3 separate regions of the Mus musculus genome follow, and all the other regions are linked to region 1. Evidence: chromatin loops called from intact Hi-C (ENCODE). Cell type or tissue: left cerebral cortex. All regions are shown on one strand.

Evidence for each region. A loop is a pair of places that touch in the nucleus more often than their neighbours do. Peaks named below come from ENCODE experiments on the same cell type or tissue, not always from the same donor. Only the 100,000 strongest peaks of a DNase experiment are listed, where the experiment ranks them.
Region 2: it touches region 1 in a loop (2.7-fold over the local background); 4 of 42 quality-filtered maps call a loop at or near these places.
Region 3: it touches region 1 in a loop (3-fold over the local background); 7 of 42 quality-filtered maps call a loop at or near these places.

Annotation. Positions count from the first base shown.
Region 1 is chr1:42,687,286-42,695,285 of GRCm38, reverse strand. It overlaps Pantr1 (POU domain, class 3, transcription factor 3 adjacent noncoding transcript 1), which reads left to right and starts at 461. Exons shown (of 4, transcript NR_027826.2): 1 at 461-539. The region is part of intron 1 of Gm46091 (predicted gene, 46091); the gene reads right to left. In left cerebral cortex, a CTCF peak has its summit at 3,866 (motif pointing right); DNase peaks (open chromatin) are centred at 1,242, 1,651, 3,890, 5,001 and 3 more places; H3K4me3 peaks cover 7,160 bases; H3K27ac peaks cover 7,484 bases.
Region 2 is chr1:41,034,208-41,042,207 of GRCm38, reverse strand. No RefSeq gene overlaps it. Among named protein-coding and RNA genes, the nearest start is that of 4930448I06Rik, 140 kb to the left of the region's middle. In left cerebral cortex, a CTCF peak has its summit at 4,325; DNase peaks (open chromatin) are centred at 5,265, 6,484, 6,996, 7,584 and 1 more place; H3K4me3 peaks cover 1,156 bases; H3K27ac peaks cover 243 bases.
Region 3 is chr1:42,534,065-42,542,064 of GRCm38, reverse strand. No RefSeq gene overlaps it. Among named protein-coding and RNA genes, the nearest start is that of Gm46089, 35 kb to the left of the region's middle. In left cerebral cortex, no CTCF peak of the experiment used is centred here; DNase peaks (open chromatin) are centred at 2,040, 2,317, 2,822, 3,250 and 3 more places; H3K4me3 peaks cover 1,785 bases; H3K27ac peaks cover 2,131 bases.

The DNA.
Region 1 (8,000 bases):
AGTCTACCCATTCTACCTAGACTGCGTTGTGTCGCACCCCCACCCCACGCGAGAGATTTGTAAAGCGCGCGCCGCGGATGTACGTTCAAGCTAATACCTATAGACAGATGTGTCCCCACTGGTTTCAAAGTTTCCTCTTCCCTTCACGCGCGGGCCCCCATCTCTGTCCTGCAGGAGGTGGGAAAGGAAGGCTTGCCTCGCGCAGAGCTCCTGTGGCCAAGCTTCTTGGAAATCCGCCACTGCAACTTTGTGCAGCCGCGGCGCGCCGGCGGCGACCCTCTTTGTTTAAGTTCTCGGATGCCATCATCTGGGAAACCTGCAGCCCTGTACCAGCGCGGGGCCCGCGCGTGCGAGTCCGACCGCTTGCTGCGGCTGCTCGCTCTCCAACCCCCCCTCCCTCCTTTCCTCCCTCCCACCCACCCTCCTCTGGGATTCTTGCAAGTATCGTGCGTGCCCTTGTGAGTTTGGAGGGTGCCGGTCAACGAAGCCACGCGAGGTATTTGAAAGGCAATCAGCCCGACCGTCCCCCTAGATTCATCGTAAGTGTATTCGATCCCAATGCCTTTAGAATGCAGTGTCTGCCTCAGCTCGCCTAGAGGGCCTAGGGCTGCTAGCTGCTCACCCGCCCCCCACCCCGGTCCCCTTTACCGCTGACTCGTGTGTGTGTGTGTGTGTGTGTGTGTGTGTGTGCGTGCGTGTGTGCGCGCGTGTGAGTGTGTTCATTGGTGGGGTTTTCACTCGCTTGCTATTCTTGGGCATGGGGACGCTTTATTTTCCTCTTTCTTTGGGTCTCAGGTTTTGCGAGGTGGCTGTGACCGCTGTCGACAAGTGCTTTCTCAGCCGCAACCCAGCTGAAAGAGTTAAGGGGCCCGGGAGGAGGAGTGCGCCCGGTAGGCGGGAGAAGAGGGGGTGGTGTGGTGTGTGTGTGTTGGGGGGGGGGGGGACGACGCGGCCAAGCGGAAACGCCGCACAGAGGAACCTCAGCGAACCAAGAAAAAAGAGAAAGTGGCAACGAAAACAAGGACAAATTAAATCCTCCTTGGGGATTTCCAATGAACTAACCCAATTCGGACATTCAATAAATACACGACTCTTAATGAGTGTGCGTGTGCTTGCACCCCGCACCCTCAGCTGCAGGGCACCGGACCGCAATCTGCAGTTTCTAGTCCAAGCAGCAGCCGAGAACGTAACCCGGCGGTCGGTGTGCTCCGAATATAAAGAACTGGCCTGCCTTCTCCCCGATGCATAATTTCTCTAGAGGGCTCACTTCTGTGAACTCAGTTACAGAGGGAGCTCTCCAGCTCAGCAGCAGCCTCGCAGCCTCTGCGTGATCTCGAGATTAACCGTAGACGCGGGGCATTTATGTAGGATCGGGTCCAGCTCCTGCTTGCCGGGGTGAAAAGATACCATCGTAGAAACAGATCTAAAAGGCAGCAGTAACCAAAGCCCCAAAACAGAACGGATTCCCCCCTCCATTCCAAAAGGTTCCTTTTTATATTTATATATGCGTATATGTATATATAAAAGATGGAACACAGATTTCATTGAATAAATCTGAGATCTCCAGGTGCAGACGTTTGAATAGTCGGTGCCAGCACCCCGTGTTTTCCTTTCCTGCCGATTTTGCTTGGATCCGGCTCAAAAACCGAAAGAGTCTCGTGGTTTTGTTTACACTGAATGGGGAGGATAGGAACAGAGCCATGGGGCCGCCTTTCATTAATATACAGTGAGGATTTTGTCTAAATTACTGCTATGAGTTTCACAGTACACGCTTTCAAAAGCCGTCTCAGGTGGCCTGATGAAACGGGATAGCGCCTCAGCAAACAGATCCACTTTCTTTCTTTGCAAGGAGGGTGTGCACGTTCGGGAAGCCCCCCAAACGCTGTGCTCCTCAATAACAGAAACGCACTTCTGTTCCCAGGTCTGTCCCCTTCTCTCCCCCCACCCCCCACGTACTTAGTTCTCAAATCGCTCCCCAGCTTCCCCCCTCCCACCCCACCCAATCCTCCCCCTCCCTCTGCGGAGTGTGATTGTTTTGTCTGGAAAAAAAAATCCAAAGTATATAACAAGGGGAGAACAGTTAGTGCTGATTTTCATTTGCATACATTTTCATATATTTTGGTGAAAATAATAGACGAGAGAGAACCGGGCTTAGAGGAGTCAGTGTAAAGAGAAGGCTAAGGATAACTCGGCTCTGGAGAGTAGAGAATATGCCTTCTCTTCTGCCCCTCCAGGAACCTTACTTTTTTTTTTTTAAACAAAAAACAAAAACAAAAAACAAAAACCAAAAACCAAAAACCAACCACCACCTTTTATTTAAAAGTCTAACCTTGGGAATTTGCTGGGTAAGTGTTTTTTTTGTTGTTGTTGTTGTTTTGTTTGTTTGGTTTTTCTTGCTCTGCTTCCTCTTTTTCCTTCCTTTCTGGTGTATTGTTTATTTGTGTTCTTGAAGGTTTGGAAGCTTTATTTTCATTGCTTGGGAGGAGCGGGGAAGGGAAAGTGTGTGGAAGGGAGTTAGTAAGACAGGTCTGACGTTGCTAAAATAATACATAAAAAGGTGGACTGATTCCAATGGCCCTCACAGCAAGAGCTTTACCCTTCTGAGAGAGAGAGAGAGAGAGAGAGAGAGAGAGAGAGAGAGAGAGAGAGAGAGAGCTATTAATTTTAGTTGTTGATCATGAGAGGGGTAAACCCTAGAAATGAGTTGTTTACTAAACATAAATATTTCTTATTTGGAATTTTCCCCAGAGAATCAGGGCTGAAGAGGGAGATGCCTGGCCTGTCTTGGTGGGGGTGTCTGAATTGTGAGTCTGCCCAGATTAGGACAGGGAGCTGTAGGATCCAGTGAAGAGGGGAGGGGGCTGGCAACCAGAGGGCAGAGGGCTAGAGATGAGGAAGAAGTGAGGGAGAAGAGGCAGGAAGTCAATGTCCCCCTAGTTAAAGCTGCAAGTGGGGAGCAGGCGGTGTGTGCTGGCTCAGTAGTGAAAACCCATCAGAAAGAAGGTGATCAATCAAAACTAACCAGGATATCCTGGGTCTCCACTCCCCAAGGACAATGGAGCTTCAGTATAGAGAACCAGATTTTCCATGTTTTCTATTTTTGACAGTCAGATCTATCCCTCCTTATCACTATCTCCCGGTTTTATAAAATTCAAGGATATACTTACTTAAATAAATATGGCCGAAAGAAATAGCGATGCTAAGTCCAGGCCAGTGTGATTATGTTACTTTAGTGAAATGGTCTGGGGATGATTTTTTAAATGCTTCTTGGATTTGTTCTTTTGAAGAAAGCCACATTGGGAGGGGAGTATCAAATGTCTGAAATTATAGTGCACTTTTGTATACAGAACACCTTGCAATTTTGAATTGGTAATTTATTTGGAAACAGTTGATGCTAAATCAATGCAGTGGTTTGTAATGAGGGAGGAAGAGGTGTCAGTTGAGGAGGGGCTCAGCATCGCCAGGTTCCCTCCCCTTGTTTACAGCCTTGCCTCTGACTGGGGTTAACTCCGTGTGCTCCATTGGACCAGATGCCATATAGAGCTGCTCCCTGAAGATCATTTGTTTCCTTGATGGGGAACATTTCTGAGCAGAGCATATTGGTTGCCATAGAGAAAGAAATAAAAGGAAGAACACTAGTCACATTAAGCTATATGTTTGTGCACTGGGCTTTAGATAAAAGGACCTTGATTCAGCCAAAGAGGAGAAGCCAAACTAGAGATTTCTAGGACTACTAAAACTAGCTTTATTTTGTTTTGGACTTTTACAGTTGAAACATATAAGCTAATTTTATTGGTTGTTGTTAATTTTATATGACACGGTTTACTGAACAAAATAAACTTTGCTTAGCAGTACACTATTGACTAGTCGGCAGGGGGCGCACTGACTCGACTTAGCAGTAGCTGAGGAAAATGTAGCCAGTTCAAAAGCAAATCAGTCTTTCCAAATTTGCCAGAAGAACAAACACCCTTACCTTTCCTGTGCATGTTCAAGGGAAGAAAGGAAATGATTGGGCAACACAGAGTTTTAAAATACCAGGACAGTGGTCTCTCCCACACTAGCCATGTCTGTAAAAGACCCAGGAAGCCAGAGGATATTGAAACTATTTCCCCATTTCTCTCTGGAAAGCGTGGTTAGGGCTGTTTATAAAATAAAATGGGCTGGGAGAGAGAGAGAGAGAGAGAGAGAGAGAGAGAGAGAGAGAGAGAGAGAGAGAGAGAGAGAGAGAGAGAGAGAGAGAACCGTTATGGTTACAATATAGGTTACTTAAGAAACTATCTTTCAGGCTGATGATGGTGATTGTTTTTTTGGAATTGAACTAGAAAGCAAAATGAATTCTGAGGTAGTATATGGTATATGTAAAAATGATGGTCCTTTCAGCAGGGCATAATCTCACAACTGGGTATAATTTAGGGTCTTGAGCATATAGCAGGTGCCTGGGATCTTTCAGTCCATTTGATACCTAGTAGCTACTTTCATTCTTACTGTTTTCAAAGGGTTTAATAGTTACCCTTGAAGGGCTCTGTAGAGAAAAGAAAATACAAGCTAGACAGAGGATAGAGGTAACCGTGGACTTGAACCTTTTTAAGGACAGATAAAGAGGAATTTTAGTGGAACATAAAGTTTCTGCCCCTAAGATTTTTTTTCCTTTTGTGTATGTGTGCTGCCAATGAAAACCCTGACAAAGAACGAAAAAGTTTTGTAGCAAACTAGGAGGCTACCTAAAACAGTGAAGAGCAAATCCCCTTGGTTTTGAGGATTTAGTCAGTTTGTCTTACACAATTTTCCCAAGAAGATTTAGAGAGTTACTAAGAAAGCCAAGGCTGGAGTGACTAGGGTGTGAAGCTGGCTTCCACAGTGCAGCTGAAGGCACCTGTGAATAAAGGAGTCACAAAGCCTGACCTTTCTGATAGCTCTGCTGCTCCTCTAGGGGTGGGGGTTGTTGCCACTGGCTTCTTTTCAACACTGCTCCAAGCCAACCAGGCTTCAGCCTTAAGTTTTTCTGTGAAACTAATTTTAGCAGGTCGGGGTTGGATTGAAGTGGGATGTGAATTCATCTAGGTTTGAAAGATTATAGGAATCCTGTAAGCAAGAGACACTTGCTCAAATACACGTATACCATATGATTTCACACTGGACCTTACACATTTGGCGTCAGAAGATGCAGTGTTAGGTTTGTGCTAATAAACTCAAGTGGAGAATTGAGGAAGGTTTCATGCGAACCAAACCACTGCCTTCCTCCTCAGCTCTGCATTGCAGACAAAAGATTTCCAGGAGAAGTCCACAGAGTGGGACAAACCCCAAGCTTAGCTTGCTCTGCATGCTCAGGGCTGTTCAGAGCATTCAGAACGTATTAGTAGGGAGGGGACACTTTGTTTTTTTTATTCATCCATATCGCAAAACATTGGTGAAGGTCTCCGTGTTCTTCATACAGCATGTTCTCCTGTGTTATAGTTTCTTGGAGCTGTGGTTGTCTAAGCAGCTGTCTGTTCTCTCTCTCTCTCTCTCTCTCTCTCTCTCTCTCTCTCTCTCTCTCTCTCTGAAAAATATACTCAGAAGAACAAGGAAGTGGTGGGAACCCCCGTGGTCCACTTTCAGCAAAAGAAACAGAAGAATAAGAATTTGGGGCAAAGCAACAAGTTAATTTGAGGTGACCTGCTGGTTTACAGGGGCCATGTTAGAATTCTGCAATGACTTAGGGGATAATCAAGGATCAATGAAGATCCAAAGTTGTGGGCAAAAGCTACAGACTTGTTGAGAATACTGCAGTTGCTTTTGCCAAATGAGAGAACGTAGAAAATTACCTGAGCCAGAGGTGCCTAACATGAAGTGGGTACCTCCTCATTTGCTTCCATTTGACAATGACAAGGCAGTCCAACAAAGTACAACACAAAAGCAGCTTCTCTTAGCCTTTACACATTAAAATAGATGTTTGGCTTACCCAAATGTATGGCTTATACAAATGGGGAGGGATCTGCAACACTGGCTTTTGGTTAGAAAAGAGGCTTTATCTGGTGAACAGTGGACTAGTCACTTCTTGGTATTGCTAAGGTTTTGGAGTATGCACCCCTCCCCCACTTTCTATCTCTTTAATATCTGGTTTATATATTCTGAAGGAAGGGAGAAAGCACTTAGGTTTCTTCAGAACGGGCTGAAGGAGTAATCATGAATTCAAAGAAACTATGATTCTTTAAAGTAAGCTCCCTCCTCCTTACACTGCAGGGCATTTCTAATTGTGCAAAATAAACGGAGAAAGCACAGTAACTTACTTGGTAATACTGTATGTGCTTTTGAAGCAACCCATTTCCAACTGCTTGCCCACTCTAGTTGTGTGCCTGAACCTGTCAGGTCTGGTAATGCTCTCTCCCAATAGCTGGAGAAGCTGCAACTAATGGATTATTCTTGGCTGCCCCTCACCACCCTTCCTGTGCTCCCGACATCATGGTCTCTTTCAAATTTCAACTCCTAGGACTAGGTAACACAGAGTCCACCTGATAGACTGGAGGCGATGGTGAAAATATGATTCATTAGCAGCAAACGTGGATATGTCCTAGCTAGAAAAATATTTCAAGGTAAATTTGGTGTGTGTGTATGTGTGTATGTGTGTATGTATGTGTGTGTGTGTGTGTGTGAGAGAGAGAGAGAGACAGAGACAGAGTTTGTGTGTGTGTGTGTGTTATAAAAAAACAAAAGCCCAGATATATAAACTGAGTTTTACCAGAGGTGTCTGGAGTTTATATTCTTGCATTGGTCCTAAAAGATTGGAGTTATTCTTTGCTGGAGGTCCTCCCCCACCAAGCACTGCTTCTAAGTTTTACAGCATCTTCTCTGTGGCCCAACCAACAGGGCTGGGCTGGAAAAGAAAGCTATTCTTGTACTCTGGTACCTTTTGTTGTTGTTGTTGTTGTTGTTGTTGTTGTGTTTTGTTTTGACATTTGACCTTAGCTAGTGTCTGAGGAACCTGGTGTAGAGTGGGCATTTCGGGCATTTCGTGCTGACGGCTGCTGCTCTTTTCTCTCCTGTGCTGCTGCCGGAGCTTCATTCTACAGCTTGACTCCTTCCCTGGGGTCCTATCCAACTCGGTGCCTTCCTGGGACAGCCCTACTTTACTGGTGTTTTCAAGAAAATGTAGCTGTTGCTATCCACTTAAAACACACACACACACACACACACACACACACACACACACACACACACACACCCAGTAACAAGTGTATTCACAGAGAGTTGATGCTTCTAATACTCCATAGTTTGCAAGAATATAGTTTCCACCACTAAACTACTTGATGGAAGTCTAGGTGTTAGAATGACGTGACCTTGTTCACAATGGCTTCCTGTGTGTCCAGTATTGCTGTTCATATTCACCTTTCGCCTAAATTTTCTGCAGGGACCCTGGTTAATAAACCCCAAGGAGGGGATCACTGGCTCAGAGTGGCAGTTGATAAACATCAAACATTAATTTAGTATTAAACCAGGGCACCAAATCACCCAGAAGTCACAGCACAGTACTGTCAAATGCTGAGGACTGTGTTTGCCTTATTTTTATTCCACAAAATCGGTCAAGTAAAATTTTGTTTGGAATAAACAGCATTAAAAGTACCCCAAATTAAAACATTGTATGATTTTATTGGTAGGGTCTTGGCAGCAATTCTCATCCAGGGTTAGAATGCATGATTAACCCCCCCCCCCAGGAGACTTGAGCTCCCACTCTTCAAGTGGAATGGGGCTTCCGTTCAACGGTGTGGGGGGTGTCCTCCTCTCCTCTCCGACCCTACCATTTATGTGATTTGTGGGACATTTGCCGAATTCGGCAGGAATCTGTTGGGCCTCAGGGCTACGTCTGTCTTTCTTCGAACGCATTCTAAGGGCATTTTATTTTATTTAGAGTGCAGTTTGCATAATAAAATTAAAAGGCTCCCATTACTTCCCCTTTTCTGCCAGCGACTGCCCAAAAAGGTCTTTTAGAATGTTATTTGAACATAGAGCGGTCCGCAGAATCC
Region 2 (8,000 bases), 1.7 Mb after region 1:
TGTCGTGCATCAGACGTGCCTGTTCCGTACACGCCATCCATTCTTGGGTTATTTTTAGTAACATATCTATTCAGAACTTATCTCCATTTTCCCATATAAAAATACAAAGGGAACTTAAATACAGTGTGTGAGTTCCTCCCCAAGCCTGGTCTTACTCTCAGCGACTTGCTCAGGGAGGCTCGCTGTCACGTAATTAAGCATAATTCCGAACAAGCGAATTCTTCAGCAGTTGATCCTATTTGCACATTTAGACTTCTTATTTGGCTGCATACTCTGTGGGCGATTTTTCTATTTCTGTTGAATTAATTTAATAATGCCACTGCTTGAAATAGCCCTGGATGTAGAAAAATGTCAATGATTTTCAAAAATGTCACTTCCCCTATGTAGAAGGAATGACATTTTGTTTTTTCCTTGAAAATATATAAAGATTTTGTATTGAAATAGTCCGTATAAATACAACTAGAAATCTGGCCATTCATTCCTCCAGAGGTAGAGATGACTGATCTCCGTCTTCAAATGGGCCTATGTCCTTACCCAAAACAGAACAGGGATGTTTGAAGGCTTGCTCTGACTTCCATGTCCAGTGGTAAATAAACCCTTCCTAGAAGAAAAGTTTTATCTTTAGACCTCATTTTCTAAATATAAAAAATATAAACTTTTATAAAATATGAAAGTTTAGGTTCACTGAAGGACATTAAAGTTTCTAATTCCTAAAGGAAGACCACATTTTGACCTCCAAACAAGAAAGCATGCTGCTATATCCCACGGAATCTTGGCATTTAAGAAATGATCAGTAAAGACCTGAACATTTCTTTCTGTGCAAAGACCTTTGAGGTCCAAAGAAGTGATCGCTCAGGTCAGACACAAACACTTGCCAGACCAGCTCCTACACACACAAGTCTCAGAGGTAACTTGTAATCCAAAGAGGAAATCAAATCGAGCCAAACTCTTGACACTGAGCACAGCTCCATTTTAATCACACAAGGCATGAACCTAAATTTTCACTTTTACCGACATTTTCAGACGCCCCAACCTAACACACCGGAGGAAGGATGGACTGCTGCCACATGCGCACCTGCCAAGGGAGGATGAGGAGAGAGACACAAATGTAGACTATTCTCACCCCAGTATTCACAGAGAATAGCACAGCTATATAATCAATGCAGTATCTCCTTTGGTCTTTTCCACCACCCTGTGTTAAGCATCTGCTGTGGGCGCCATTGTATTAAAGCTAATATCTTAGCAGTCTCTGGCAAGAAGTAAAGCTTCGAATAGGGTTGAAGCCCAAGTCTTTCAAACCAGTTTTCATGATGATTTTGTAGTAAGAAAAGCAAGACACCCGTTTTTACACCTGGTGTTAGGAACTTTGCATATTTGCTTCATTTCACACACACACACACACACACACACACACACACACACACACACACACATGTCCCAGCATCCTTCTTCTCCACCTGATTGGAACTTTAAATTTTTATGTTAAAGACCTGGAGAGACAGCTCAGCAGGTAAGAAAGAACACTGGCTGCTCTTTCGGAGGTTTGATTCCCAGCACACATGAAATAGCTCACACCAGGAGATCCGCTATTCTCTTCTGTCTTCCTTGGATATCAAGGACATGCTTGATGCATAAACTTTCATGCAGTCAAAAGCTACTTATATGCACAAAGCAATCGAACAAGCAAACAAATGAGCAAAGCAAATAAGGGATAAATAAATATTAAGTTTATATTGAAAGGCCCTTGAAGGCCATGGAAGGCCAGGGAGAAAGGAACTATTGAGCCTCATCCAGGGGTTCAAGGCTTGGTTGACACTGAAAGACACTTTCTAATGGGGGACAGGAGAGGAAGAGGCAGAGAGGCAGAGAGCTAAGAGACTGAGCGAATAGCTCTTGTGTGTTGATAAATATAATCAAGTAAGAGGAGAAGCATTTTCCACAAAGGAGCTACAATCAGGACGAACAGAAAGATTATCAAGAGATAAAAGACAAACACCAGCCTCGAGGTGCTGGATCAAATGTAACAGAACCAACCCTAGCCCGGAAAACATTCTTTCTACCACATATGGGATATGTGTTGAGCGTTCTCACTTAATATTGAAAGGACAGGATTACCCCAGCAGGCATGAAGATTTGGGGAACATCCAGACATGTGGGCTTAAAAGAAAGACATTCAGTTGATAAAATTTGACAAAAGTTTGACATGGACCCTTCTGTCCATCAGAAGCTTTGTAATATGTACTTGTGATTCTCTAGAGGGTTTGTGTGTGTGTGTGTGTGTGTGTGAGAGAGAGAGAGAGAGAGAGAGTGAGAGAGAGAGAGAGAGACAAAAGTATTTTCTACTAATAAACTAAATTAGGATTAACTCAGGAAGTCTCACAGAAAATTCAGAATAACACATTTTAATATAGAAGATAGGACTATAAACGTGATGTTCTTTCCAGCAGCCAATTTTCGGGGAGAGCATGGCATAGCAGGAACACAGCATAAACTGTGGAGGGACAGCCTCCTCCTGTCCCAGACAGCACAATGCCATGATTCCAGTGACAGGCTACATTTGGCTCCCAATTTCACAAGAAACCAGGGCAGATGAGCTAGCCAGCCAGGAGCTCACATCTCACCAGGACAAGAAGCCCATGGGAAGGTAAGAACTGAGGAGCTGTGCTGTCTTTTTATGCCATCAGAGAATGGCATAGTATGGCAAAGCAGGGATAGTGGAGTGTTCAAAATCCTACCCAGAGGAAAGGTAAAAAGAAACTGGGAGACCAAACAGGAAAGGGGGTTTGGCAAGGTGTTTGATAGTTTCCTTCAGAAAGGAAAGCTTGGTCCTCATGCCCGTCTACTGACCCAGCCTTTTCTACAGTTCAACTCACCCCCAATTATTTTTGAGCCCAAACTAATTATATTGGCCACATATATCCTAAGGTCCTATGTCACCAGCCAATAGGAAAGAGATTAAGGAAACCGAATGAATTCAGGATCCCTCTCTGTCACAGCCAAGAAGGTCTTGACTGCAAACGATGTCAGTTAGGTGTCTATCAGATCTTACGTTCCATTTCTACAACAGGACTGGACTGAGGAGATCAAAATGGCTGCTGGGTGGCCACGGAGTGTCTGCAGAGGGTTCCTAGCATTTCCATGTCACCAGATTTCAGTCAGATTAACACACTTTATCCAAAAAAGCAGACATTTGGCTTCATATACATGTGTATGTACAATGTATGATATATATGATTATATATACATACATATACATCACTGTTCTCTGTTCCTAGCCTTTGATATATATAATATTATGTATTATTTATAGATATTATATATATGTGTATATATATATACATATATATATACACATATATATACATATATATATATATACATATATATATATATATATATATATATATATATATATATATATATATATATCAAAGGCTAGGAACTCACAAAAGACAAATGATCAAAAAATATAACAAAATTTGCAACCATATTTCCTTTCAGTTATGTTATATATATGTTGGACCAACATGTTTCAGTTCCCAACTTAAAAATATATAGCATGCTTCCTATACTAGAAACTGAAATGATTAGGGTAACTACACACAATATTGGTATTTCAGGTAAAACAGAAGTTTTACTCAGTACTGTGATGTTGTATGGTTATTTCAAAACTAAATGACAGGTCCCACTGAAACTTTTAGTTAAAGTTTTAAAGGTTTGAAAATATTTTATTATCCTTATTATAAATGAGTAAAATGTGAACATTGATGGAGATATTCCAACAGAGGAAGGGTCTTTCCAATCACCCAAGTTTTGTTTTAGATGCTATTTACAATGCATTTACGTGCATTCTGCAGTGTTAACCTTGTATGAGAAATTGCAGCCTAATGGGTGGGCTGATCTCACCAGATCACTGCTGATGGTCAAATAACACACCCAAGGTGAGTCAGCTGGGTGGACAGTGATTTAATAACCAGCCACCAGCTGGCTCTTTAAGGAAGCCGGTCAGCTGCCACCATCTTCATAAGGTCTGTGATAGGGTTAGCTGATAAGTACCATACCTGTGCTGGGTTAGGAAGCTTGGGTTAGGAACCACACATCATTTAGGCAGTCCAGAGGCAGCACTGGATGCTTCTCTGAGCAGCAGAGCAGAAATGTGCAATGATGGGGCTTTATATATTGCGTCCCTGTTATTTAAAAGTTGTATTTAATTTTCTTTTATGAGTACTTGCCTTCTGTCTTTTTGTGCATGTGTGTTTGTGTATTATGTGTGTGCAGTGCCCAAGGAGGCTAGTAGATGGCAGCACATCCCAGAGTAACTGGGGTCATACATGGTCGTAAGATACCATTTAGGTGCTAGGAATGAAACTCATCCCCTGCAAGGGCAGCAAGCACTGTTAACTGCTGAGCCATTTCTCCAGCCCCCTTTTAACATTCTTAAACTATACACAGACATCTCATTTTTTAGAAGAACAAAACTGGCTTGCATAGGTAGCTCAGTGGTTCCTAGTTTGAAAAAAATCTTATGTGCCAATTGTCCTAGCCATTAATCATAAGGTGCTCTATGTTTCATATATTGGGTTAAGTTAGAACATCAGTTCCAGGGCTGGGGGGGGGGGGCGTGTAGGGGGGCTGAAAGAAGAAAGCAAGCATGTTGAAGGGAAAAACAAGACAATGGGGTTAAGATCTAACTATAAGTGACCACTGAACAAAATATTGATTTCCATGTTAAAAATAAATTAACAATCAAGCACTTTGCCACGAAGGAACTTGGTCTGAAGGGAAAATTTTCCAGTCGTTCCACAGGACAAGAATTCATGTGATGCGAAGGGACATCTTTCCTACGTTAAGCCGATGACCAACGTCATTCTGGCACCGAAAGTCTCTGCATGTGTGTGCAAACAGCAAGGCACTGTAAAAATGTAGTGATTTACTGAGGCTTAGCCGTGCTTAACAGTCTGCAGAAAGCTTTAATCTTTTGCATCGGTTTGGAATTAATAAACTGGGCCGAGTTCCCTCTCCTCTCCTCGGCATATGCAAAGAGAAAGATACAGCCTTCTCCTCCCAGCTCTGCGAACGAACGCCCCAGCCACAGTCATTAGCGAGGGGAATTGTGAGTAGTGACTGCGTGATTGGCTGGAGGCTTGTATTAACTGGGAAGCTTGTGAACGGATTGTTTGGTTTTATTCTCTAATCCGTGAGCCATTTCATTCATGAATATGTTGTTAATTCCAGAATACCAAGTTTTACTTTTAAGAGCTGAAGTATCCCAGAAATCAGAAGGGCTGGGTCTGGCAGCCTTTGTCTCTGTCCCCAACACAGACTATGAAAGCTGATATAGACTCCTGTGGTTGAGGACTTAGGAAAATGGCACACCTCCAGGTATTTTTTTTTCCTGGTTCAATTGCTTATGCGTTGGTATCTATGTGTCGGAAAACCTTTCCTCGTCATGGAAAGTCTATTTCCTACAATGTAGTATTTATAACCAGCATGTTGTTCACAATTTAGAAACCCCCTTGGAATCATTTCATACATTTCAAAGAAAAAAAAAAAACTTATGCCATTTTTTTTTCAAAATTTCCAAGAAAAAATAATAATAAAGGAGATGGGGGGGGAGAAAAAGAAAGAATCTAGGGTTATAAATAGTTACCTAAGAATCAGTATACAAATAAACGGAGGGGGTGAGATACAAATACAAAGTCAAAAATTGATTCTGGGATGGGTATAATGAATTAACAAGAGAAAGAAGAGCAAGCGACTAAGCCAAGGAGCCTCCTTCACGCAGGAGAAATTCTTGCCAATGAATTCTGTAAGAGCTTCTACAGCAAGAATGAAAATTTAAATGCCCACCAGGAATCAGATACGAGGAAATCACTTGTTTTTCTGATGTTAAAAGAAAGAGGGGAAAAAGAAGCAAAGAAAGAAACAAAGAAACAATGTAACAAAGAGGCAAAGAAATAAACAAACAAACAGAGAAGGAAGGAAGGAAGGAAGGAAGGAAGGAAGGAAGGAAGGAAGGAAGGAAGGAAGGAAGGAAGAAAGAAAGAAAGAAAGAAAGAAAGAAAGAAAGAAAGAAAGAAAGAAAGAAAGAAAGAAAGAAAGAGACAGAGAAAAATCGTGTTTCAGGCACAGGACCCTCTCTATACAGTGCCAGTTGTGTTTAAACATCTCTCAAATCAAAACCATGCCTGCTTGGATGCTGCAGATCGAACAAACCTGTTTGGAGATAACTGTGTCCTAATCTATCTGGAGTGAACTCATAGGTATTTGGGAAAGCGAACTTAGTTATCTTGGAGAATAATCTTCTCTAATATCTCAGGTTCCAAAGATCACAGACTAGACAATTCCCATTTAAAAGAAGGGGACCTGGAGCCAAGGCTTGTGCTCCACAAGTCTGATTTTTCTACCACGAGACTCCTCTCTCCCCTCCTCTCGTTTCTTAAAAGCAAATACAGAAAGCTATCCTGACGCTTAGGCGCTACTGCATTTCTAACGTGGGCACTTCGCTCTGAAGCGTCCCAGTCGCGTTTACAATCAAGGAGGTTATTTATGATCTCCCTTGCTCTGTTTCCTCTTTTATTTTTTGCGGTATTTGGCAACAGACAACTGGCAAACCATTCTCCCTTCAACATACATCTCCCCTCCCTTGATTAGCACATTTTTGCCAATAAAACTAGCAGAAATTAGTGTTAATATTCGGCGTGTTTCTGCTCCATCAGCAAGCGATTGTGAAGCCCAGAACATTGTAACAGCGCTCCATAACGCAGGATGCAACGTATTAACTTTAGGGCAGATATAGCTTTAGAATAATGTTTTGAAAAGCAGCCCCTGTAAATATAAGGTGGTGTGGCACCATATGGAGACTGGCTTTCTGACATATGGCTTGAATTAACAAGTTTAAAACTGTTAGGATCAGTTTTTCTTTCACTGAAGGCAAAAACCACAGGATTCAGCAGAGAAATATGCTCATCGTTGATACAAAGGCCCGCAGAACGCTGGGCCTCTTGGGCTAGAATCTTTTTGTTGGCAGTAAGCACAAGTTATCAATAGTGAGACGTGTCCTAACACGACAAGGAATCAAAAAGCTGCCAGTGCTCAAAGACTCGCTTCAAGGAGCACCTACGTGGGCCCACATCCCACTCACTAGAAAAGGGCACTGCCTTTTTGAAAGTGGTTTTTGAGTTACGATTATTGCCTCCTCAACATAAATTGTTGTTCCCAGGTTGGCATAAAAGATATTTGAAAAGACGAGCTTGAGTGACAGATGGTAGCGTCTCCAGGCTCTGTGTCTTCTGATGTTTCCTAATTGAACCTTTGCGGGGTGAGTTGAACAGGAAGCGTTCAAAGATCCAGGGTCTGTATTACACAAACATTGTTGCATTTCATCAAAACCGTCTTTGAAGTGTGGCACTTGCGGACCACCTGTAGCTTTGAAATTTAATGTCCCATAAAGGCTTTCCCCGATACTGAACAGGAGAGCATGCAGCCACAATATGCTTCCGGACAAAAAAGGAAGAAGGATAGCAAGGTGGAACGAAGACAGCTTTCAGATGTGTGTTTCTTTTTTATTGCTCTTTCATTTCGCCAAGTAGAGCTCTCCAAAGTAGCAAAGGCAAGGCTCTCTGCATCCAGACACCCACGGGCTCTTTTCCATTACTGGAAGCATGTTTGTTTAGAGTTCAGCATCTAAACTATAATTATTCCAGGTTGGAAATATCCCTTCACTCTAAAGTTGGGCCTGCCCTGCTAATCTTATTTCATGTTTCCTCTCTGTATATTGCTGTGGGAAGATGGCTATGTGCTCTATCATATATGGAATATAGTATAGGATGTTTCCATCTTAGGAACTGGCAATACAGTTTTCACCCAGAAATTGATCTTAGTGGCATCCAATGCATATATGTGGTCAGAAAGGTAAAGTCCTCCCAAGAGATGCTTTTCTCCTTACTGGTGAAAATGGTATTGCAATACGCATGAAGATGGCAAATTGCACTCTGTAC
Region 3 (8,000 bases), 150 kb after region 1:
TAGCAGCGATATAGATTGTGACAAAGATTTTTTTTAAATACCAAGAGAATTAAAAATAGCCAGTTTTAATGTGGTTCTTTATAGTTTTCTTCAAGCACTTATATTCTCAAAGTGTGAAGATAATAGGAACCACTTGTGAGAATCAGCAAATAATAGAAAAATGGGGGGAAAAGTATTTAACAAAACCTCTGTGCCATTTAAATCAGCTGATGTCAAAAATAAAGGCCCCAACCAAGTCTGGGTTCCAACAGTGGGGGGTGGGGGGGAGGGCTGCCGCTGAAGAGATCTACTTCCTGTGGAGAGCACACTCCCTCCCTGGCATGTGTCAAGGCTACAGAGAATTTGATGCATCAACATGCAGAACACACAGATATGACCCTTGCCACCAGAATGTAGCCTTCCACCTGAACCGTATGAGTAACAGGTCTTATTCTCTCTCTGTCTCTCTCTGTGTTTCCCTGTCTCTCTGTCTCTGTCTCCATCTCTCTCTCTCCTTCTCTCCCCCCCCCCTGTCTCATTTTCTGTCCCCCCCCACCCCCACCCATGCCTTTCTCTCTGCATGTTCTCACAGTGAAAATAACACACGTATAATACGCCAACCTTGCGAGAACACAAACTGCCGGGGAACATTACCTTCTGGGCTGTGGCGGATTCATGAGTTCCCACCAGCTGCTTGGCTCTGTCCAGACATGTTCCAGTGATCACCCTGTTAAGACTGGCAATTAAACAGAGTGTTATAGCTAGGAGACCCCAAATTTGATTCTATCCTTCTTTCCTCTTTGCAGAACTCAATTTGATTTTTTTTTCCTCCTGTGCAGAGAAAAGTATGCATGGGTCGTTGATGGGAGTATGCGTATAACCCTGACACAGGGAAACAAAAGTGCCAGCCCTGTATAATAAAATACAGATTCCCTACCATAGAAGAAAATGAATTTTACAAAGGTGCAAATCCCCCATAGTCACTTCAAAGAACTGTGTGGTGGAAAATACACCTACTTCTTGCTATATTTCAACTGTCTTGTCTGTTAGAATGGCACAAGAGCTTCCTGGTTGGTTAACCTTTAAATATATAGAGAGATGGAATGTTGGTCTCATCTGAAGAAAGGAAAAGTCCAGATTAGTAAATATGAAAATCTTGCAGGTGTACAGTATGCTATAAAGGTGAAACTACAAGAAACATCTACAAAGTGTTGTTAGAGAAAAAGGAATATTGACAAAGAGCATTATACAATTATTTAAGACAATGCTCTGCGTGCTGAGAGAGAAAATGTGTCTTAATGTAGGACTGTTGGGATACACAGATTGTCAGGGGAGCTGAAAATAGTGCAGGGATGACCAAAGTTGAACGACCTAATGACTCGTGACATCTCTCCTTAAAAATAAATCCGATGGTGACAGAGGAATAACACATTAAAAAAAAAATTCCTCACCCGACCCGCAACCGGATTTCACATTATTAGTGCGGGCAAGTAAATTTTATGTGATGGTTTGTTGTATTTAAAGACAGTGTAAAACTCTCATTGCAAACAGTTGTTTACAGTGCGTTTTTCAGTACCGAGCTGTTTTAAAGCTCAATTGTGCATTTTGCAGATAAAGTGGGAAAACTAACTGAAGGCTGTATTGTAAGCAGCGGTTGCCGTGGAAACCCCAGTTTCAAGAGCTGGTTCTCCATTACCACTTAATTTAGGCTTCCTAATTGCATTCCACTAAATCGGCAGCGACAATATCTGCAGAGCAAAACTGCATGCCCAGTCTAGCGCAAACCTCTTTGAAACAGGCTTTTTGAAAGCCAGGAGCTATAAAAACTCAGCATGACGCGGGGCATATGAGAAACCTGTAGTTCAAATGTACCACTGCCTGCTTTCCAGTCCTTGGTAACTTCAGTGCGCTCCACACCAATCTATTAGTTCAGTCTACCTTAAAGATCATAAAGTTCTGTCATGTGGAAACTCATCTGTCCAGCAACACATTGGTGCAAAATAGATTTAATTGTACTCCCGGCTCGGTATCATGTCCATTTCATTTTACTACACACCAGCAGGTAGCCGGCACGCAGCCTCACTTCCCTTGAACTGCCATTGCTCTACAATGTGAAGAGAACAATACTTTCTCAGTCTAAAGTATTTGCCACTGTTGGGCTGAGTAGAGAGCTAGACCGCCCATATGTGACCTGAAGAAGAGGTTTGTCAGAACCACTAGACATAAAAGCGTTCCAATTATCGACCACACTGCCTTGCTAGAGGCAACTAATATGATAGTGTGAGCGACTGCGCTAGTGAGGAGCCCCTTCATCACTGTCAGATTACCACTCCAGTGAAACTCTTGTAAATCAGTCACATTATGCTACTGGTGGAAAAATAAACACAGACCTATTGTGCTCCGGATTCTGGAGGGCTCTCGGCAAACGGAGTTACACCGGACGGATGCCCTATTTGTCTGAATTTTTGTCATGTTTAGTATTTGGTGATTACTAACGTGGGAAGCGTTGGCAAGATTGAAGTTACCAACTGCGTTGAGATTCTGCAAGGGAAGCCTTGGCCTTTGGTGGCCAAGGAACAGGACAGCCTGGCTTTCTGGCAGGATGGGGGAGGAGGGTCCGGGTGTTGGGGGGGGGGGGGCTTGTGTGTGAGCGTCCAGTGGGAGAGGAAGCTGCTGACCCTTGATTGACAACAAAATCCCACAATTCTCGTTTTCTCTTTAAACAACGGATGCTTTCAAGCAAAATGCCTCACTATCTCGGAGCACAGGACTTCGTGCCAATCCTCCGCACAGCTCATCATTTCCTCGCTTGGGTCCTGAGGATTTGGCATCTATATTAGAGGCAAAGAGACTCTTTTGCTCCTAAGAGACAAGTAAATAACTACAGCGTTTTATCCTCTCCCTGGCGTCGGTACACGTTGCTAACGCCGCCCAGGAGCGGCTGCCAAGCGCTCCGCTATTGTCTCCTATCTCCCAAGGTTTTGAATGCCCTTGCCCTCCCAACTGCGGCTCTTCTGTGGGAATGAATGAGGCTTTTTCCAGGACAAGATTTTATGAATGAGACAGACTGTGTATTACAAGGCAAGAGGCTCCTGTGCATTCTTCAGATTAAAAAAAAAAAACAAAACCAAAAACCAAAAAAACAAAACCCAGTGTGAAGAGAATCCACCTCCCAGATCCAGTGATGAGAAGACAGGAAATCAACATCGCTGATGACATTTTCCCAGAAAGCCACTCCAGGAAGTCATGGGACAAAGGACAGATGCTTGAGTGCAAACCCCAGGCCTAGACAAGCTGAGCCAAGGTAGACTCTAACAAGTCAACGGGAGCAGGAGAAACCTGCTGCTTGGCGCTCAGTTTCCATCAGGGACAGCAAGGCCACTGCAGTAGGTGTGGCAGTACGGAGTGGCAGGATCATGTTGTCACTGCATTTGACACACGAAAATCACAGCTGTCTTTAGGAACATGTGACTTTAGGGACAAAGTATGAGTAAATTCCAGAGGTAAAATTCTGGGCTTTCCATTACCCTGGTGTGGACCTAGTCAAATTATTCCTTCCCAGTGCCCTGGACCCGAAGCATCTGGGCACAGGCCTTGATAGCTTTTGAACTGTGACGAGCTAGGTGTTGGGTGGGGACCATAATGATTCTTCTGTTGCGTGTTTTTTTTTTTTCCCCTACTCCATGGCTGGATAAATCTGAGCACGTGTTTTCTAATAATGTTAATTCACAGGGACCAGAAGATGGTTCAGTGTTTGAGAGCGTACTCCTCTTTGGCAGAGAATCTCAGTTTCTGTTTTAGTACCCATGTTAAAAGGCTCACACCTGTAACACCAACTTCCCAGGGTTCTCTGGTATCTCTGGGCTTCTGCACTCACACACATGGACCCCCTGCCCCAAGCAGACGCATAATTTTAAAAATTAATCTTAAATATTGATGTTCTGCCATCTTGCAGTCATTCAGTTTATAAAAGCCTAAGTTTCGGTGCTCCCCACCCCCACCCACCGCCCTCTACCCCGTCAGGTTCTTGCTAATTTCCTCTTCGCTTCCTCTCAAAATTGCCTCTGATTTTATCTGCAATTTTTTCCACTTACACTGCTTATCTCTCAAACACCTATGCAACTAATAAAATTAGAGACCTATGCCTCCTTTTCATCCTAAACAATTAGTTCTAATCCCAAAACATCTTTGATCTCCTCTTCATTATTCTCAGACTCAATCCCAAATCTTTGGGACATAGCTTCAGTACCCCGGAGCAAGAAAACCGCAGCAGCTGAAGGAAAAAAAAAAAAAAAAAAAAGATCACCACTGAACACAAATCACAGAGAGTTGCATACATAGTTATGAGGAAAAATTGTAGCTTAACGGTGTTGATAGAATCAATATCGTCTCTGATAACAATATACCCCAGGTTCTATTATCCATCCAGGGAATGCCAATACCATAGAACCCACAGAAGACTCTCTGTCTAGGTTTATCCTCTGTTAATTCCTAAGAGAATTGTATAAATCCAATCAGATACCTGAAAGATCCTCTCTACTCCACCCACGTGAGGTCCTAAACTGGACACCACGCAGCTCCAAGTAATGTGCATGTGCGTTTGGAAGCAAGCACATCTTTAAGTTTACACACCTTTTTAGCACACAGCCCAGTGATAGAGAGAAGAGGTGATTTACGTTGCTCCTGTAGAGACTCATCCTTGCTAAAAACGTTTCGTGTGATTATTCTCTTGGAACCACTGTGCTTAGGAAGGGACCTGGAGCTCAGAGCTTACCAGGAATCAATTGTCCTTTGAATAAGCAAATATGTATTGCTTATGCTTTATAGTTAGCTCTCCCTGCCCATTTTTTCTCTCTTTCCTTCTCTGTATTCTTTAACCCGTGGATTTGCAAGCGTTCTGAAACAACGTGTATGCAATTCTGAACCACTGAAGGTGCATTCTAAATGTTCCTTTTTGTGATACCACGAGCTGTGACTGTCACAAGTCTTACAGATCAACCAGGTTGTCTTTCAAAGTGTCTATTTTCCCAAAATAGTAGAAGACTGTTGATTTAATCTTGTGCACCAACTCAGTTCTTTATAAACATGTGCACTGCACACACACCCACCCACACACCCACCCATCCCCCAAGTAGGTTTTGAGTTCTACATCATTATTTACGTATTGGATCAATAGTCAGCTGAGTATATGCCAGGAAAATAAATAAAACTTTTTTCTCTCTCCCCTTTTATACAAATCTTTCCACTACATTCATCTTGTAGGGGAATTTGGTCTGAATTTTAAAATAAAACATCTTATCACAGGGTCAGGCAGCTCAGGATGATAACCCATAGCCATTCTAAAGGCCCAGGCAAGAGGATCATAAGTTTAGCCGGTGCTAGGGCTACAGAGTAAATTCAAAGTCAACTTGGACATCTCTGTGAGACCCTGTCTCAAAATAGAAAGTTAAAAAAAGGCAAGGGGATAGCTCAATCGTAGAGTGCTTGCTTAGCGTTTGAAAGGCCCTGGGTTCAAACCTTAGAATTGCCTGAGAGAAAGAGCAGCTGCCAGTTATATACCATGGCCTGGGTGAGCACTCGGACAGGTGAGGCAATAAGCACTTCCTGTGGTGTGGACCAAGGTCTTCCTCTAAGCTCCCAACTTCAGGCAATCAGAACCAATTCCACTTGAAACCAAGGGTGTTCAGAAACATTTTTTTTTTTTTTTAGTGAGTTTACATGTACTGCTCTAATTCATAAGAGGAAAAAAATTTAAAACAAAATTTGGTAGGAATGGTTCTGCACAAAATGGAATTACAGCATCCTCTATGAAAGATGTATTAAGAAATTTAAGTGGCAAGTGCGGAGCATTGAACTTAGCTACGGACCTTCTTGTCCTGGGGACTGTGTGACTACAGCACCCCCATCTTGCTGCCCATTGCCCACTGACACAGCACCCACCCTTTTCCTCACCTCTCTTCTTTGCTACCCATGTGATCCGATATAGCTTAACACCATTTAGCTTTGTTTGGGGGTGCAGAGCCTATAGTTGCGAAGTGCCTCCTTTCACACTGGTGTGGTGATCTTGAGCGGCAGAAGAGGAACTGTTTCGTAAATTTTAAGGCATCATAGAGAATTATCTTCTTATTATGTCTTCACCTGTTATTCCTAATTGGTATAACGGTTCTATATATTTACCAGGAGTACCTCCATAGTTCAATATATGTGTCTGGCATGTCATGATTTGTTAAGGACAACTAGATTACCATCAGTCAGTCAGTCACTTTAAATAGTTGTTTCTCTCTGTGGGAAATGTTCAAAATATTTTTTTATCAGCTGTTTTGCTCCTCTCTGGACGGTTGCTATCTTCTCCCCATTGTCTTATACTCTTGCCGTCACTACTCTCTGGCCACAAGAGTGGTTTGTTTCCAGGAGTTGATTGTACTGAACTGAGGTGTGCCTGCGCACAGGACTTGATGATATACAGTATTCCTCTGAACCCTCATTGGCCCAGGACACTGTGCCTCCTCACGCCCAAGCAGGAAAATTCTTCAAAGCTACAGACCTGTTGTTAACTGAGCTGGGCGACTCCAGATAGCACTTAAATCCCCCGATCCAGGTTCGGCTTCAGATACTCTTCTTAGGCATGGCAGAGGATTGAAGATACTTACAATTAGATGAGCCTCTAAGGTGGAGACCCAAGGAAGCACCCAGAATAGCCACTTAAACTTAAACTTAAACCCAGTAACAGTTCAGCCTAAGTCATAACTTCCTATGTTTTCACTGAACCTCTCAGATATGCAGGGTAGAGTCCTGAGACCAGGGCATAGCTTTCAAAATGTCAGGTGCTAATTTCAAAGCCCAAATCACTTATGAACAGAATCAAAGGGCAGACCGAGCAAACTTGTAAACATTTTCAAAAATTGTAGTAATGAATCCATAAAAGGGAAATAGTTCCGTTAGTATAAAGTGCTTGATGCGTAAGCTTGAAGAGCAGAGTTTGATCTGGTGTAAAAGCCATACATGGTGGTATGTGCCTATAATCTGAGCTGTAGGGAAGTGGAGACAAGAGGATGCTTGAGAGCCACTGGACAGCAAGTTCCAGGTTCAATAAGAAAACCTATCTGTTGTTTGAGTAGAAATGATCCCTGTAGACTCAAGTGTTTGAATGCTTGCTTGTATGGAGGGGCACTATTAGGAAGTGTGGTCTTGTAGGAGTAGGTGTGGCCTTTGGGAGTAGGTGTGGCCTTGTTGGAGGAAGAGTGTCACTGAGGAAGAGGAAGGCTTTGAGGTCTCCTATGTTCAAGCTACACTTAGTGTGGCTCATAGTTGCTTCTGCTGCTAGCCGAACAAGATATGGAACTCTCAGCTCCTGCTCTAGCACCATGTCTGCCTGTATACCGCCATGTTTCCTACCATGATGAAAATGGATCTGGAACGGGGTCAAATTAAATGTCTTTCTTTATAAGAGTCACCATCGTCATGGTGACTCTTCACAGTGATAGAAACCCTATCTTAAAACACCATCTCAAAAAATATTGGTGGAGAGCAATTGAGAAAGATACTTGATGTTGATCACTGAGTTTCCTCTGTATCTGCCCATGCATACACAAGGGGTTTGGTCAGGGAGATATCAACAGAGACTACCTTTAGACAATAGATTAGCAAAACACTCATGTTTGTCAGAACAATTTATGGGTGAGGCTGTGGGGAAAGATGCCATATCAAGTGTTGTAGACAAGATGTAAAATGACAAATGATATTATTGTTATAAAATGAAGAATGGTAATTTATAGAAAAATTTAACATGATTAAACTCTGGCCAGAAACTCTCACTTGTAGATATTCTTCCCAGACCAAAATCACAATAGGGCATATCCACAAAATTAGCCATTCTTATATACTTATCTTAGCACAAAGGCAGAAAAAAACCCAGGTATCTCTCGTAGTTAGTGGTTTGTGAGAATAAACAACAGAATGTGCATACAAAGAAATTTTACACAGAAGAAAAGGACATAGATATAGATAAAGATATAGATATA